Linked DNA regions of Homo sapiens: region 1 is linked to region 2. A link is an interaction called in ENCODE POLR2A ChIA-PET data of the cell type or tissue named here. Cell type or tissue: IMR-90. All regions are shown on one strand. Region 1 overlaps HIPK2 (homeodomain interacting protein kinase 2). Region 2 overlaps PARP12 (poly(ADP-ribose) polymerase family member 12).

Region 1 (8,000 bases), 380 kb before region 2:
TTACCAGTAGGGATTTTCCTAGGGGAAAACACACTGGGGCACCTTTTCTTCCCCTTCACGTTTTTATTCAGGCAAAATCTGGTTAAAATGAATATTAAGGGTGGTCTTGAAGGAGGCAGAGGTGATGTAGAGCCTGAGGGTATGTGTGTGTGTGTGTCTCCTGCTGTTAGAATTCGGGGGGGTGGTTTGGAAAGTGGGTCCCAGAAATGGATACTGCTGCAGGAACAGGAGCAACCCTGCTCCTCCCTGTCTGTGCCTCTGATTAACTGGTGCCCCTCTCCTACCAATTCAGAGGGTCCCAGAAAACTTCTGGGGCCACCTGTCTTCACAGGTGCTACTGGTATACCAAAGCAGGGACTACTCTTTGTTCAGAGTGATTTTCCTTTCAAATCTTTACAAAACGTTAGGTTTAGTAGAGAAGTTGGTTAGGTTTAGTTGCTCGAGCAACTGAGAGACCTAGGAATACCCCTGGAAGCAGACAGGGGTAAGCAGCAAGCGAAAGGGTTCCCTTGAAAAGCAAGGGTTCTTCTGTTTGGTACACCTCAGTCTATCGCTTGAAGAGGTGGTATGGGTAGGATTTTAAAAAATATTTTTAAAAAGTGACTTTAGATACATTCAGGGAAGACAGTTCTAAGATGGGATATAAAAATAGGATATTTAGGCCAGGCATGGTGGCTCACGCCTGTAATCCTAGCACTTTGGGATGCCAAGGCAGGCAGATCACCTGAGGTCAGGAGATCAAGACCAGCCTGGCCAACATGGTGAAACTCCATCTCTACTAAAAATACAAAAATTAGCTGGGTGTGGTAGCATGAACCTGTAATCTCAGCTACTTAGGAAGCTGAGGCAAGAGAATCGCTTGAACCCAGGAGGCAGAGGTTGCAGTGAGCCAAGATTGTGCCACTGCACTCCAGCCTGGGCGACAGAGCAAGACTCCATCTCAAAAAAAAAAAAAAAAAAAAGGATATTTAATTTCTGAGGCTGATCTGGGGAACACAATAGTAAGTGGGCTGAATATTAGGTGCAAATCACTATGACATATATTTTATTCCCTTCGGGTTTTTTTTTTTTTTAAACTATTCTCAGGGTTGGACCATTTGTTCATAAGGGACCGACTGAGGGTTGTGATCACAGCTGTGACAGCCAGCCCTTAAGATGGCCCCTGAGGACCCAGTTCTCCTGGAAGTCAACACCCTGGTGTGGTCTCCTCTCACACTGAGCAGGGCAAACCTGTGTAACCAATAAGACAGCGCAGAAATGACAATGTGTGGCTTCTGAGACTAGGCTGTAAAAGGCATGTGGCTTCTGCTTTTGCTCTGCCTTGAATCACTTACTCTGGAAGAGGACCCTCAATGGCCCTGTGGAGAGATCCACGTGGATGGAACCCAGGCCTCTGGCCAACAGCCAGCTCTGGCTTGCCAGCCACAAGGGTGACCCACCTGGGAAGAACACCCTCCAGCCCCAGTCACGCCCTTGGGTGACTGCAGCCTGGGCTAAGAGCTCACCGCCACCTCATGACAGAACTGGAGTGGGAATCGTCCTGTCATGTTGCTCCCAAATTCCTGGAGCACAGCAACGGTGAGATAATGTTTATTGTGTCAGCCACGGAATTTTGAGGTACTTCGTTATGCAGTGACAGATACTGATTGGGCGTCTCTAAGAGGGGAGGGAGCACGCAGAGAAGCTCTGGATTTGTGTTTCCAACAAGCCTTAGGTCAGCACCCCCTGATACCCAACACATCACTAGGTCCTCCATCCAGCCCCTGCCCTGCCCTGATGGGAACCAATGAAGCACTTTCTAAAAAGGTAGGAGGCACAAGGAAAACACAGCCTGAGGAGGACTTCCAAGCACCCAAATGCAGGCAAGACTGAACGGATGGCATGAAGTTTGCAAGCTGCTATTCCACAGGATGAACCCGGCACAGAGACAGACACTCTTTGGCCTGCATAGATATTAAATTTTTTCAACTAGCTATTAACATTTAGAACTCAGGTGATATTCCTAAAAGTTTGGATTTCCTGCTGAAAATCAAAAGCTCTGGCAACTCTGGGCCACTTGTCAGTTCGTGGTCACAATGACCTGGGGCTGGATAAGGCTGCCCTCTGCACGTGTGTGTCACCAGATGCAGACCTTAGTCATTACCAGCTCACTGACCACCTACCTGGCCCTGGAGGCACTTGAGTTCGTGACTCCTAGGAGAGAGGCGAGCTGGAGGGGGACAAATGAAACACTTACATGAAATCACTGCTTTTAGCTCTATAGCGGGGGCACTGTGGAGAGGTACACAATTTGTTTTCTTTTATTAAACAAACAAACAAACAAAAAAGGTTTAGCAAACAGCTGCCCCAGAAGGGACTTCTTAGAACTTACAAGGAATGTAAAATGATTATTCCACTTTACATTACACAGTGTGAACTTTAAGAGGAGAGATCCGATGTTATGTTTCTGCAATGTTTGTTTATGGAGGTCTTCGTTATATAAGACCTCCGTGGAGAGGAACTGCAATGCTGGAGTCTCACTTTGCTGATCTGGCTTTCTACTCTAACAATTATTTACAATAACATTAGAGAGGAAGGCTCTGGCGCCATAACTCAGTGAATATCTGCCGGATTCTTCCCTCCTACAAGATACAATAATATACCCTTTATTGGCCTTCTCCCAATTCTCCATTTGAAACAGGATTATAATCAGTTTTCAGAGTGGCTTACTCAGGAATTAACTAGCCAAGCACTGGATCACTGCTTCTTGAACAATTCTGTAGTCCTTTGCACATTTTTGGAAAAGGAATGTGATGTCAACAGCCTCATGTTCTTGAGAATATCCTTCCTAGGTGGGCAAGTGCTGGGCTGGGGGAGAATGGGGCCTTGTGTTTGCATAAGACGCTGCTCACGAGTGGCTTTGTATAAGACAGCAGGAGGAAGGCATTCTGTCTGCCTCCCCCTTCCCCTGAGCTCGGGGACATGATTGGATTATTGAGTGATTATGTAGTAAGTTCAATCACTGATATTTATTGAGCTCCCAGCATGTTCAAGACTCTGCTAGAGGGTGATACCAAGTCATGGTTGCTGTTCTCAAGAAGCTTATCATCTCGTGTACACGTATGGAAAAAGGAATACAGACAGAAATCATGAATGTCAGATGCCAGCTACGTTTAGAGGGAGCAATCTCTCTCATTCAATAAACATGTATTGAGCATCCATTATGTGCTGGGCACTAATTAGAGAGTGAACAAAAAAAGACAGTCTCTGTTCTCATGGAACTTGAACTCTAGTAGACCTCAGCGGACTCCACTCCAGGCTGGGAAGAACAGGAGAGAATTCAAGGAGGCAGAATTTAAATAGAATCGTTAGGTACCACCGACTTCAGAGTTGAGAGAAGGGAGAGGGCACTGCAGGTAAGAAAACATCATTAACGAAGGTACAGAGGCAGGAAAACACAAAGAAGACTGTTCAGGGCCGGCACGGTGGCTCACGCCTGTAATCCCAGCACTTTGGGAGGCCGGGGTGGGTGGATCATTTGAGGTCAGGAGTTTGAGACCTGGCCAACATGGTAAAACCCCACCTCTACTAAAAATACAAAAATTAGATGGGTGTGGTGGTGGGGGCCTGTAATCCCAGCTACTCAGGAGGCTGAGGCACAAGAATGGCTTGCACCTGGGAGGCTGAGGTTGCAGTGAGCCGAGATCACGCCACTGCTACTCCAGCCTGGGTGACAGAGCAAGACTCTGTCTCAAAAAAAAAAAAAAAAAAAAAAACTGTTCAGGAGAACAAGGAAGTGACACAAGGGCTAGGGCAGTAGGAGCAAGGGGCAAGTGATACCAGAGCAGAAACAGCGTCACTGTCATCCTCGATGCTAACTCTGGACCTCCTATGCCATGGTGCTGAGGCAGGACAACAGCTGCTCTTTGATTTCTTCAGAGAGCAACTACAGACAAAGAGACATTTGTCTGTAAACATGAGTAACTGGAAAATGCAGTGCTGAGGACTATCAACTGTTACAGAATGGGTGGTGGGATTTAGAGATCTTATGGGACAAATCACACCTCCCACACCGCCATCTCGTATGGTAAAACTCTGACCCATGGACCTCGGGAAGGAGGCCTCTGCCTCCTGTTACAGACATGCCATTGAGAGGCACAGGTGATAAGTGAGCAAAGGAAATCAGCTTCCACTGCCTCAAGAAGCACAGCCTGGGATTACCTGACCTGGTGTGATGAAAATCGCCAAGTTTTATGTTGCATTAGTGAAGATTTTCCACTTGTACAATGTTTTTTTCTTTCCAAAGGTGGGGGGAACAAAACATGCTCCTCTGGCCTCCTCGAGACTGTTGTTGTTTTTTTTTTGAGATGGAGTCTCGCTCTGTCGCCCAGGCTGGAGTGCAGTGGCATGATCTCGGCTCACTGCAACCTCCACCTCCCAGGTTCAAGCGATTCTCCTGCCTCAGCCTCCTGAGTAGCTGGGGTTAAAGGTGCCTGCCACCACGCCCGGCTAATTTTTGTATTTTTAGTAGAGACGAGGTTTCACCATCTTTGCCAGGCTGGTCTCAAACTCCTGACCTCAAGTGATCTGCCTGCCTCGGCCTCCCAAAGTGCTAGGATTATAGGCGTGAGCCACTGTGCCCAGCCAAAACTGTTTCTTTACTACAGAGACAGGTTTGTGTATGTGCAGCCCAGCTTATTGAATGATAAAGCAGCAAAACAGAGCCTCAATGACACAGGGGCTGCCAGGCCCCTGTTCCTATAGGTTTAACAGCATGAGATACACATAAAAGCTGCTGCTATACAAGTGAGGCTCTTAAACATCATTAAAAACACATATTTGAGGTTAGGCACAGTGGCTCATGCCTGTAATCCCAGCATTTTGGGAAGCTGAGGCAAAAGGATCGCTTGGGCCCAGGAATTTGAGACCAGCCTGGGCAACACAGCGAGACTTTGTCTACAAAAAAAAATCAAAACATTAGCCAGGTGTGGTGGTGCACACCTATAGTCGCAGCTACTCTGGAGGGTGAGGCAGGAGTACTGCTTGAGTCTGAGAGGTTCAAGCCAAAGTGAGTCATGATCACGCCACTGCACTCCACCCTGGACGACAGAGCAAGGCCCTATCTCAAAAACAAACAAACAAAAAACCCCCAAAAAACCCCAAAGCAAAAAACACATCTTTGGAACTGTTTAATGCATTTAGGGAGCATGGAGTCCTTATGGTGGTCTGTTATGGGCTTGAGGCTTCACCAAGCCCCTGTGAAAACTCTGAGTGCTGTCTCCATGGCGGGGTTGCAGTCAGTAGCAAGATAACAAAACTCAGATGGGAAGGACAAAGCGCAACATGGACGCTCACGAGTCCAGCCAAATTCTGAGTGCTTAAGAAGAGGCCTGTTCATTACGATATTCCTGGTAATATCAACTCTCAAACTACTCCTTGGATCACCTACCCAATATTTATTTTTGGGAACAGTTTAAATCAAGAGAAAAGCTATTAATAAGTTAAATAAAAGCTGTTGAAGGGATTCCTGCGAGTGGGAGGTTGAATAGGGTGATTTCTAAAGCCCTTGCCAACACACAATCTAGGATTCTATCACTGCCTTCCTCCCGATCCCATGCAATTACATATTCACAGGCGACAAAGAGCAATAGAAAATAGCTAATTCACATGAAGGGCTGCTCTGACTGTGGGGGGAATTCGCTTGGATAAGAAAGTGTCCCTAGGAATTAGGGTCCCCAGCCTGGAGCTGAGTATTGATGAGCCAGTTACTGAATTCTCAGTGCCCATAAGGTGCAGAGTTGATGACAAGGATCACAGTCAGTTAAGGGACCACAGTCATGACAAATACAAACCAGAAAATAGTTCAGAAAAGGGTTGAGCAGGCACACAAATAAATTCAGAGCAAGCGAAGCTAGTTATGATAAACAAACAAATGTCAGTCTTCCCTTTGGGACAAAGACGTAAGTTGCAGTGGAGCCAGTAGAGAGTGAATGGGGAGGCCCTGTGCAAGAGGCTCCCGCCGGGCAAGGAGGCTGCTGCCTGCAGTTCTGCAGGTGGCTGTAGACAGAAGGCGTGTGGGAACCTGCACAGCAACTCTGTCTTCCTCTGGAGTCTTTCCGCTTATCCGACGTGGCAGGGTCTTCTTGGCTCTTGCTTCTGAACATGCTCACTTCCTCTTTCTTTTCTCCTTGGCCCTTTCTCTCCTTCTTCCTTTAAGGTGGCAATGCTTGTCCCTGCTCCCTGCCCTGCACTGATGGACGCACAAGTGGAGGGGTCTACACACCCCTCTTTCATTTCCTAAGCAACCCACAAGTCCAGGTGAAGATGTATGATTACATTTGTATTTTGGAAACATAATGATTGATTGTGGTTATGATTTTAAAGGAAGGGCACACTCTTGTAATGGGCAACTGGAGAATGAATTAGGGTCAAGAAGGCTCAGGGTGGGGAGGCAAGTCAGGAGGCCTATATGATAATTGGATGATCATTTAACCATGGATGAGGAGACTCGTGCCAGGGAAGCTGGAAAGGCTGCACTCACACATCACCACCAAGCTGCTTTTGGGACTCAGGGGCCTTCCCTTGGTTCTCATCCTCAGCCTTGCCTCTCTTTGATAACTGACCCTGTTGACCTCAACTCGCTTTCCAAGTCCCCTTAGGGTTGCTAATGTGTTTTGCTGGTCTCTGCTCATTTCTCCCATCATTCTTCTCTCTCCTCTTCCTTCTCCCACTCCCTCACTCTGTACCCTGGTCCACCTCCATGGTGAACTCATTCACTGCCAGGCATCTACCACCAGGCAGATGCATTCCCAGCCCCAATCTCTCCCTGGGTTCTAGTACCATATTCTCATTGACTTAAGTATCTCTAATTGGATGCCTCAAAGTGAAGTCATCATGTCCCTCCACCCCCACAAAACGGGGCTCCTCTCCAGCTCACCCCACTTATTCCAGCAGAACCATGATTTTTTCATCTCCAAAATTAGGATGCTCAAGAGTCATCTTTGCTTATCACGTTTACCTTTATTTCTTGAGTTTCTGCCTTCTTTTTGGGATTTACCTCACAGTCACTTTTTCTTCTTTATTCTCAATGCCACTACTCCCTTGGCCTGGGCCCGATAACTGAAACAGTCTCTTGGCTAGTTTCTCTGCCTCTAATCTTTCCCTCCGTCCAATCCAATTTACAGCCTGCTGCCTGACTCACTTTCATCATCCCACAGCTTTCCTCAAGAACCAACTTGCCTATCACACGGAATCCAAATTCTAATTGCTCCCAAGGCCCCACAGCTGCCCTCCCTTACCCCATCATGTTTTTCTGTGTTCAGTTCATAACATCCTCTTCTTTTAGGTCTGACCCTTCCCTGTCATTTGTGCACACCGCAATACTCTCCTTACTCGACACTTCTGTGCATGTTGCTTTCTTCATCTGCGATGCTCTCTCCTTCTCTTATTCAAATCCTAAACATCCTCAGAGTTCAGTTCTACCTCCATTTTTTTTTTTTCCTGAGATGGAGTCTTGCTCTGTCACCCAGGCTGGAGTGCAATGGCACAATCTCGGCTCACTGCAACCTCCACCTCCCGGATTCAAGTGATTCTCCTGCCTCAGCCTCTCGAGTAGCTGGGGTTACAGGCTTGCACCATCACGCCTGGCTAACTTTTGTATTTTTAATAGAGACGGGGTTTCACCACATTGGCCAGGCTGGTCTCGAACTCCTGACCTCAAATGATCCTCCAGCCTTGGCCTCCCAAAATGCTGGGATTACAGGCATGAGCCCCCATGCCTGGCTTGCCAGTTCTACGTCCACTTCTATTAGCAGTCCCCCGACAGCTCACCCAGGCTTCTGCTGTAGTCAAGAGCCTTGGACTGCACTGTGTCCACCTTGCACGCTGACCCTCCGTGGGAGGTACTACGTCAGTCAGAGTCGTCTGTTAGACAGCATTCATCTACCATCCTAGGTAGTGATTATGCTGTTAGGGTGGCTTGTGTTGACCCAAATGTTCCTTCAGACCTCGTCCATTCGATT
Region 2 (8,000 bases):
AAGCCGTGATCAGGTCACTGCATTCCATCCTGGGTGACAGAGTGAGACCCTGTCTCATAAATAAATAAATAAATAAATACATAAATAAATTTTACATGACACTCCTGTATTATGACTTCTGAATATGGACATTACATTTTATGACCTCATTAATTGTGTAAACAGAAAAGTTGTTTCTGAAAGTGATCTACCCTCAGATTCCCAATTGGCCATGCAGGCCCAGGCAGACTTGCTTACTGGAGTTAATGACAACCAGCTGCTGGCACATGGGTCAGAGAGAAGAACTGAACACTTCATCTGTGTGAACAGTGTGTGACACTCCGCTTACAGGAGACCCCAAATCACCCATATCTTAGTCTGAATCACTTTTAGTTTGGACATTTGGCATCTTCTTGTGGCCCCCTAAAAACTAAATTAGAATAAGAGAGATCTACTCTCAGAAAGCAGAGAGACTTTTCCAAACCTTGTCTAGGGTAGGCTTTGTATAGGAAAAGAATAAAAAATGACTTCCAGAAATAGGAGGGTCATAATCAACCAAAACTCTAAATCCAGAATCAGTAAGACACTGATACATTTAACTAAAATAATAAGAGATATATATTTATGGTAAAATACTTCACAGGCAAAGTCAAAAGGCAAACAACAAACTAAGAGAAAATATTTGCCATTTATATAACAAAACGAGGGCCAACCTCCCTAATAGATAAAAGGCTCTTGATATTTAAGAAAAATACCAGAAAGTTGATAGAAAAATGGATAAAAAGACCAACAGTCCACAGAAAAAGAAGCAAAAATGGCACTTACATGTTAGAAATAATATTCAACCTCACTCCTAAGAGAGAGCAAACTGAAGTCCACTGACCCATCTTTACCCCTGAGAAATGCAAAAGCCCAAGAGCCTGACAACTCACTCTGTGGCATCTCATGCGTCCTAGTGGGTGTGCATAATGATTCAAGCCCATGGAAAGGAATTTGGTTTACTTCCTACGACTCTGACCTAACAGTCGACCTCCAAAATTTGTTTTTTTTAATTAAAAAAAAAAAGAGACAGGGTCTCGCTATGTTGCCCAGGTTGGTCTCAAACTCCTGGGCTCAAGCGATCCTTCCATCTTGGCCTCCCAAAGTGCTGGGATTATAGGTGTGCACCACCGCACCTGGCCATACCTCCAAAATTTGAAACAGCACATACATCAAATGGTTCATCACGACATTATACTTTTTAATAGCAAAAGACTGAAAACAACACAAACATCCATGAAAAGGGGACATATTAAGTAAACTATGGTACATACATATTACAGAGAACCAGGAAAGAAGAAACGGATTGAGGAAGTTAATGAATTGAAACAAAGTGATTATCATGATCTATTTTTAAGTGAAAACAAAAAAGGGTATAGAACAGTATAGATAGCATGTTCCCTTTTGTGCAAGAAGAAAATACTTTTATATGTATGTATGCAAATGCTTATTTTTGCAAAGAGAAACATAAAAAAGAGAAACCGGAAACTAATGTTACCCACAGTGGGAACAGGGTAGAGATAACAGGGAGGAAGTTACAGTCTACAGAGGATACCATTTTATATAGGTTTGACTTTTAATCACGTGAAGGTTTTACACATAGTCAAAAACAATAATAATAATAATTATTATTTTTGAGACGGGTCTCACTCTGTCACCCAGGCTGGAGTGCAGTGGTGTGATCTTGGCTCACTACGGCCTTGACCTCCCTGGGCTCAGGTGTCTCTCCCACCTCAGTCTCCTGAGTAGCTGGGACTACAGGCGCACAGGCTGGTCTCGAACTCCTGGGCTCAAGCAATCTACCCGCCTCGGCCTCTTGAACTGTTGGGATTACAGGTGTGAGTCACTGCACCCAGCGCAAAAATAAATTTTAATTTAAAAAGGAAAAAGTAAGGCACATTCCCAGGAAATTACTTTGCTAGGTCTGACTCACAAGGCAGTTTCGTGGACTGATAATACCTTTCTCCTCTATCTTGTACCAAACTCATTTAAAAACGACCTTTGCATGCTTCACAAAACAAAAGAACCAAAAGAGACATTGTTGGTTCTCCATAAAATAGACACAAGCCAGACCTCTCAGGCGAACAGAAGGTGCAGCCAGCTACCAGTAACACTGCCTAAAGTCCCAGCACTGGCTCTGGCAAGCCCAAACTGTATGGGCACTGTGGTCCCTCTCCACCATGCAGGCCACCTTCCCCCAATATGTGGCTGTGTGGTTTGGAGAACACTGACCCCTTCCTCTCAGTTCCAATCCCATCCCACCTCCCCAAGCCTAAAATAACACCAGAGGTTGAGATAGGGTCTGATCAGTACAAAGCACAAGAATTTCCCCTCATCTGCTATAGGAGGTTTCTCTCCTCCCTTCTAGGGGCTCACAGGCCACAGGCTAACCTGGTGGCTCCTGGCAGCCATCTTGGGACTGAAAGAAACTCACCCTGACGAAGCTCGCCCATTAGTGACTGCAATATCTGTTTTTAGAGTTTTGGTATTCCGTGATATTCAAATACTAAAATACATGAGTTTTTATTGGTGTAATTCCATCATTATTTCATTATTTCAACATTTAAAAAATTCAAGTCTATGACTCAATGATTCCACAGAAAAGACAAACGGATGGGTTGGCTTCAAGTCTAGACTCGCCTTCAGAGTCTGTCTTCTCCAGAGAATCATCGCAGATCACAACAGGCAGCCTTCTAATTATGCATCACGAAGCTTCTACCCACAGGGTAATTCCCACTCTGGTCCAACTAGTAGAAGACAAACGATAACAGAGTGTGGGAGCACTTCGTTGTACAAGCCAACGGTGCCCGGGTGCTGTCTGAGGCAGGTTTTCTGTCACCACTGCAGAGCACACCCCAGCTGATTACATCCTAAGTACCAAGCCCCCCACTGCAACCTACCAGGTTTGCATGGTCGTCACATCCTGGGGAGACACGTATTTGGGTCTGCGGCAAACCTTTTTAGTTGTGCCATAGACCAGGTTTTTCTGAACGAAGGCTGAAAAAAAACATAACCAGTGAAAAAATATACATATACATATACATACACACAGGATGGCAATGTTTTATAAACACAAATTAGATAGATTTGAAAGCTTATCCAAATGTGTAAAACCCAGAATCAGTCTGTTAAAAATAGGGCCATTTTACACATTTCAAATATTCATAAAGAAAATAGGTATCCTTAGGAGACTGGGTTTAATGAATAGAGGAATGATTAGTAATTGACATATCAATTACACATGAGTGCTTTTAAATTGTTCCTTCCAATCTTGTTTAAACCATTATTTTGCTTGGCAATTTTTCCCAGCTTGGATATAAAAAAGCCTCAGCCCAGCCTGAGATCAAACTACCATGTCTTGAGTTAGTGGGATTCAGAGTTAATGTAAGTTTTATGACTTTGTTTTAGTTAAACTATGGCAGTATTCATCAACCTTTCTAAACCAATAATATCTTTAATAAACAAATTTCTTGCTTCCCCACCCTCAAGAATCCCATACTCATCCTGAGGATTTGGGGTTGGGGGAACTGGCCCCTCAAGTTGAAAAATGACAAATACCTAGCAGTGTTTGTTCTGTCCTTGCCTGCCAGGAAAACCCTCTCAAGTCTTACATTTTTTTTAAGAGATGGGGTCTTTTGCTTTGTTGCTCAAGTGGACCTTGAACTCACCAGCTCAAGTAATCCTCCCACCTCAGCCTCCCAAGTAGCTGGGACTACAGGTTTGTGACACCATGCCCAACTAATTTTGTTTTCATTTACAAAACATTTTAATATTAAAAATTATAGGTGTCCAGAATTAGCCTTATTGCAGTTGAGCATAAACTGGATGGTTATCCAAGTGTGTGTCTCTTAGGTTGCAGCTGAGATGGTCACTATTCCTGGAGGTCCATCCACATTCTCATTCAGAGCCCATGATCCAGATGCAGCAACCATGACCCCTTCTGTTACCCACTACTCAGCCGCCCATCAAGACCATTCTCACTGGCATATTTAAATGGGTGTTACTGGCCTACTGGCCATCTGTGATGAATCTTAAATGGCTTTCACTGGTGAAATTAAAAGTGAGCTAAGATACGTGGACTGGCTAAATGTGTGTCAGACACATTCCCTACCCTTCTATGGACACAGTAAAGTGAGGTCTTTTCCCTAATTTACCCTTCCAGAGGATACCCTAGGCTACAGCCTGTCTTTGGGGAATTCTGCCCCGTCAGACACCACCTAACAGGATGCTAGAATTCTGCCTCTGGAATCCTGGCATTTGCCTTGAGTGAATCATTTATGACAAGAGTCCCTAAAAGGGCAGAACTGAATCATCCCTAAACCTTCAGAACAACTCATTTGGGCTCTTTTGTGTGTTTTAAATGTACTTGCTTCCTAATAAACAGCTAATAAATATGTGTGGCAGTTTGCTTTGAGACTTGCTTTATACTTAGAAGTGAAGTTGTGGGGGAAGAAGCCAATTCATCTCAAGCTTCTTTTATGGATACTGGTATCTACCAAAAGAAGGAGGAGGAAGAGGAGGAGGAGGGGGAAGAGGAAGAGGAGGAGGAAGAGGAAGAGGAGGAGGACGAGGAGGAGGACAAGGAGGAGGACAAGGAGGAGGAGGAGGAGGAGGAGGACGAGGAGGAGGAGGAGGACGAGGAGGAGGAGGAGGAGGAGGAGGAGGAGAAGGAGGAGAAGGAGGAGAAGGAGGAGAAGGAGGAGAAGGAGGAGAAGGAGGAGAAGGAGGAGAAGGAGGAGAAGGAGGAGAAGGAGAAGAATTGTGCCCACTCAAATGGGCTTCGGTCAGTCTGCAGGAATCATAAACTGCACGTGTGTGCTCTTCCCCATCCCTATTATGAGGTTCTGTTATGTCCCCAGGGTGTGGCCTAGGTTGGGAATGATCAAGGTAGTATCTGACATTTCTATCTGTTTTGATATTTTCCAGATATTTAAAAGAAATATTCCAGATTGCTGTCAGCAGCAGTCAGATGTATGCTTGCCACACAGTCCTGACCTTCAGGGCAGTCCTGATTTGATTAACGTCTATGCTCTCACTGGTCCCCTCTCATGCACTGGTGTGTGTCAGGCCGTGGAAAGCAAACCAGACCACACGTGGCTGGCGCTCTCCAGCAGAGGCAGTTCGCACTCTAGAGGAGAAAAACTTCACCGTAAAGGGCATGTCAAGGGGGTAGTGATCTACCCTAAGCAAAACCACAAGTGCCACGAAACCACAAGCAAAACCAAGGCCAGAAACAGACAGCCAAAGTGGTTTTAGGATAATTCACCAGACACTTCACTATACTCCACATAGAATAAACGTCTGCAAAAATAAAGAAAACCATAAACTGTGTTTAAAGGAAGGCCCACTTACTCCCTTATAAAATGCTGAACATTCAGAAGGACTCAGAGTTTAAAATGTGAAATACAGGCAAAACGGAACTGAATAAAGCTGGACCGATACACTCATGAGGAAATGGCTTAAGAGAAACTACACAAAATTAAAACTTAAAAAAAAAAAAATTCTCACACATCAGCCACTTGGAGGAACTGGCCAAAGGGTGGCCTATTTCTCTCTGTAAGGCAACCAGGATGAAACATTTCAGCCCCAGCCTCAGGACACCATGAGTGCACGAAAATCTGCTTCTCAGGGACTTTCAATTACTCTGTGTCCTACCATCCGTTAAACCCATCAACTCCAAAGTCGCCTACAGAAAAGATGGCAGCAGGCCAGGCGCGGTGGCTCATGCCTGAAATCCCAGCAAACTGGGAGGCCAAGGTGGGTAGAACGCTTGAGGACAGGAATTCAAGACCAGTCTGGCCAACATGATGAAACCCCGTCTCTATGAAAAATACAAAAAATTAGCCAGGTGTGACGGCTCATGACTGTAATTCCAGCTACTTGGGAGGCTGAAGCACGAGAATCACTTGAACCCGGGAGGCGGAGGTTGCAGTGAGCCAAGATCACGCCATTGCACTCCAGCCTGGGTGACAGAGCGAGACTCCGTCTCAAAAAAAAGATGACAGCAGCACTGCTGCAGCAGGGAGTGAAAGGCAGACACTGCACGACGGAGCTGCTCGGACACCTGTCAGGGACTCAGGTTAGTCCTCGGATACAGCAGGACAACCATGCTACATGCATGCTGACCCTGCTTGTCCTCCACACTTGGGGCTCCTGCCCCTCCTGGGGTCCATTCTCCTCACATCCTTGATGCAGTTCTTCCTCCACTGCACAGGGCCAGTGTCATCTGTCTCCAGGTCTACCTTGGACCTGGTACCTTGCTTTTCTTTCCTGTACCCACCCAGGCCCTCAGTATGTGCACACGGCTCCTCCAGGGTTAAGGTGTAGGGACAGAGCCAACACAGGCAGGCTCTGCTGGGCGAGGGCAGGGCACAGGATACCTTTGAAATCTAACTCGTAGTTGTGCTTTCCGGCCTGGAACTTCAAGGTGGCTGCCTGGCCGTCAGACCCCGGTGTACAGTAGGCCAGGTAGGCCTTCTCCACGTCGCTACTGCTGACAGTGGTCACAGGGTGCACCGTGCCCTGCGATGGAAAGCCAGACACTTTATGAAGGCAAGAAACTGCGTGATGAGGAAAAACGCTGGTGGCACCCACGCCACATTTCAGAGGTGCTCCTGGTGGACAGTCCTGTGGTGGGGAAGATGGAGGCCAGGGAGCATGGTATGGCAGGAGAGAGAGGCACAGAATGGAGGCAACATGACTGTCTCCTGAAGCTGCCCTAGCAAACACAATGCAGTAAATATGGGTCCTGCTGAGCAGGAAGACAGGGATGGGAGCAACGGAGAGGAGGGCACTCAAGTCACCTAGGACAGAGGACACGGCAGCCATTCAAATGCCGGCAGAACAGCAACAGCGACTTCTGGAGTGCTGCTTGACTGGGCAGCCCAAGCCAGGCTGGTCTTACCCGTCTATTCACGTTGCAACCATCCTTTAATCAGAGCTCGGTCCTCTTCCTTGCGGTTTTCTTTTTCTGGTCCCTAGGAGCATTCATCTATTTTTTAAATTATCCATTTCAATCCCTATCCTTCCACAATTACCTACAGGAAATCTCGTAGCTTCAGCTGGAGTGAGTTTGAATTCTGGCTCCCAAACCTGCTGGCTCTATAACTTTGGCAAGTTATCTTAACCTCCCTGAGCCTCCGTTATCTCAAGCTTATAATATGAATAATAGTACTTAGGCCATATTCATCCCTTTATACAACAGGACTATATTGTCCTCACAGGGCTGGAGAAATCATTTAAATAAGGCATGTGGAGCACTTAGTACAGTGCCCAGAACAAAACATACTCAATAAATGTTACTATTATCATCACCGTTCTTATTAAATTTGAGATTACACTGACAACTAAAATTAAAGTTATTCAACCTATAACCAACTAACTCCCTCTGTCCCTGTCAATTTTCCTGCTCCCCCTACTGCTACCATCCTAGTTCTCCTGGGTCACAAGCTTTAGGTGTTACTAACAGAACAAAAGTGAGACAAGACAAGAGTCACCCATGCCTCTGCGCAACTGAGTCCAGCAATGGAGAAGGGGAAAAAAAAGTACCCAGATATTTCAAAGCCTCAAGCACAAGGTCCCACACAGGTCTCACGGGTGCTCTAGACGCTGAGATGGGTAACTAAGAATGACCAAGGAAGGGTGAGACCCAGCAAAGGTTTCTTGGAAGAAAAAGATGCCTGAGCCAAGGCCCAAGCCCGAGGGATGACATGAGTTGGCCCCATGAGGACCATAAGGGGCGGGTGTAAGAGGTATAATGGTTTGTAAAGCAGCCTCCTAGTTTACGGTCTCATAGCGGCGCCTAAGTTTCTCTCTCTGAAGTCTGTCTTCCTTCAAAACCAAGCCATTAGACTAGAGTCCGGGAGGAAGAGGATGTGGCATAAAAATCCCTTTCTGACAACAAGAGGAAAGGAAAAGAAAACAATCCCTCCCCTTTGGGCCTGAGGAAATGAAGCTCTGAGTCAGGGAAACAGAGAGGAGAA

Evidence for each region. Peaks named below come from ENCODE experiments on the same cell type or tissue, not always from the same donor. Only the 100,000 strongest peaks of a DNase experiment are listed, where the experiment ranks them.
Region 1: POLR2A ChIA-PET joins it to region 2 with 34 read pairs; 2 of 35 experiments call an interaction of 5 or more read pairs at or near these places.

What each region holds. Positions count from the first base shown.
Region 1 is chr7:139,649,408-139,657,407 of GRCh38, forward strand. All of the region lies in intron 2 of HIPK2 (homeodomain interacting protein kinase 2), which reads right to left. Among named protein-coding and RNA genes, the nearest start is that of HIPK2, 120 kb to the right of the region's middle. RefSeq lists an enhancer at 1-208. In IMR-90, no CTCF peak of the experiment used is centred here; no DNase peak of the experiment used is centred here; H3K27ac peaks cover 216 bases.
Region 2 is chr7:140,031,317-140,039,316 of GRCh38, forward strand. It overlaps PARP12 (poly(ADP-ribose) polymerase family member 12), which reads right to left. Exons shown (of 12, transcript NM_022750.4): 7 at 6,399-6,540; 8 at 2,919-3,015. Among named protein-coding and RNA genes, the nearest start is that of PARP12, 28 kb to the right of the region's middle. RefSeq lists a silencer at 5,196-5,245. In IMR-90, no CTCF peak of the experiment used is centred here; DNase peaks (open chromatin) are centred at 1,925 and 4,295; H3K27ac peaks cover 179 bases.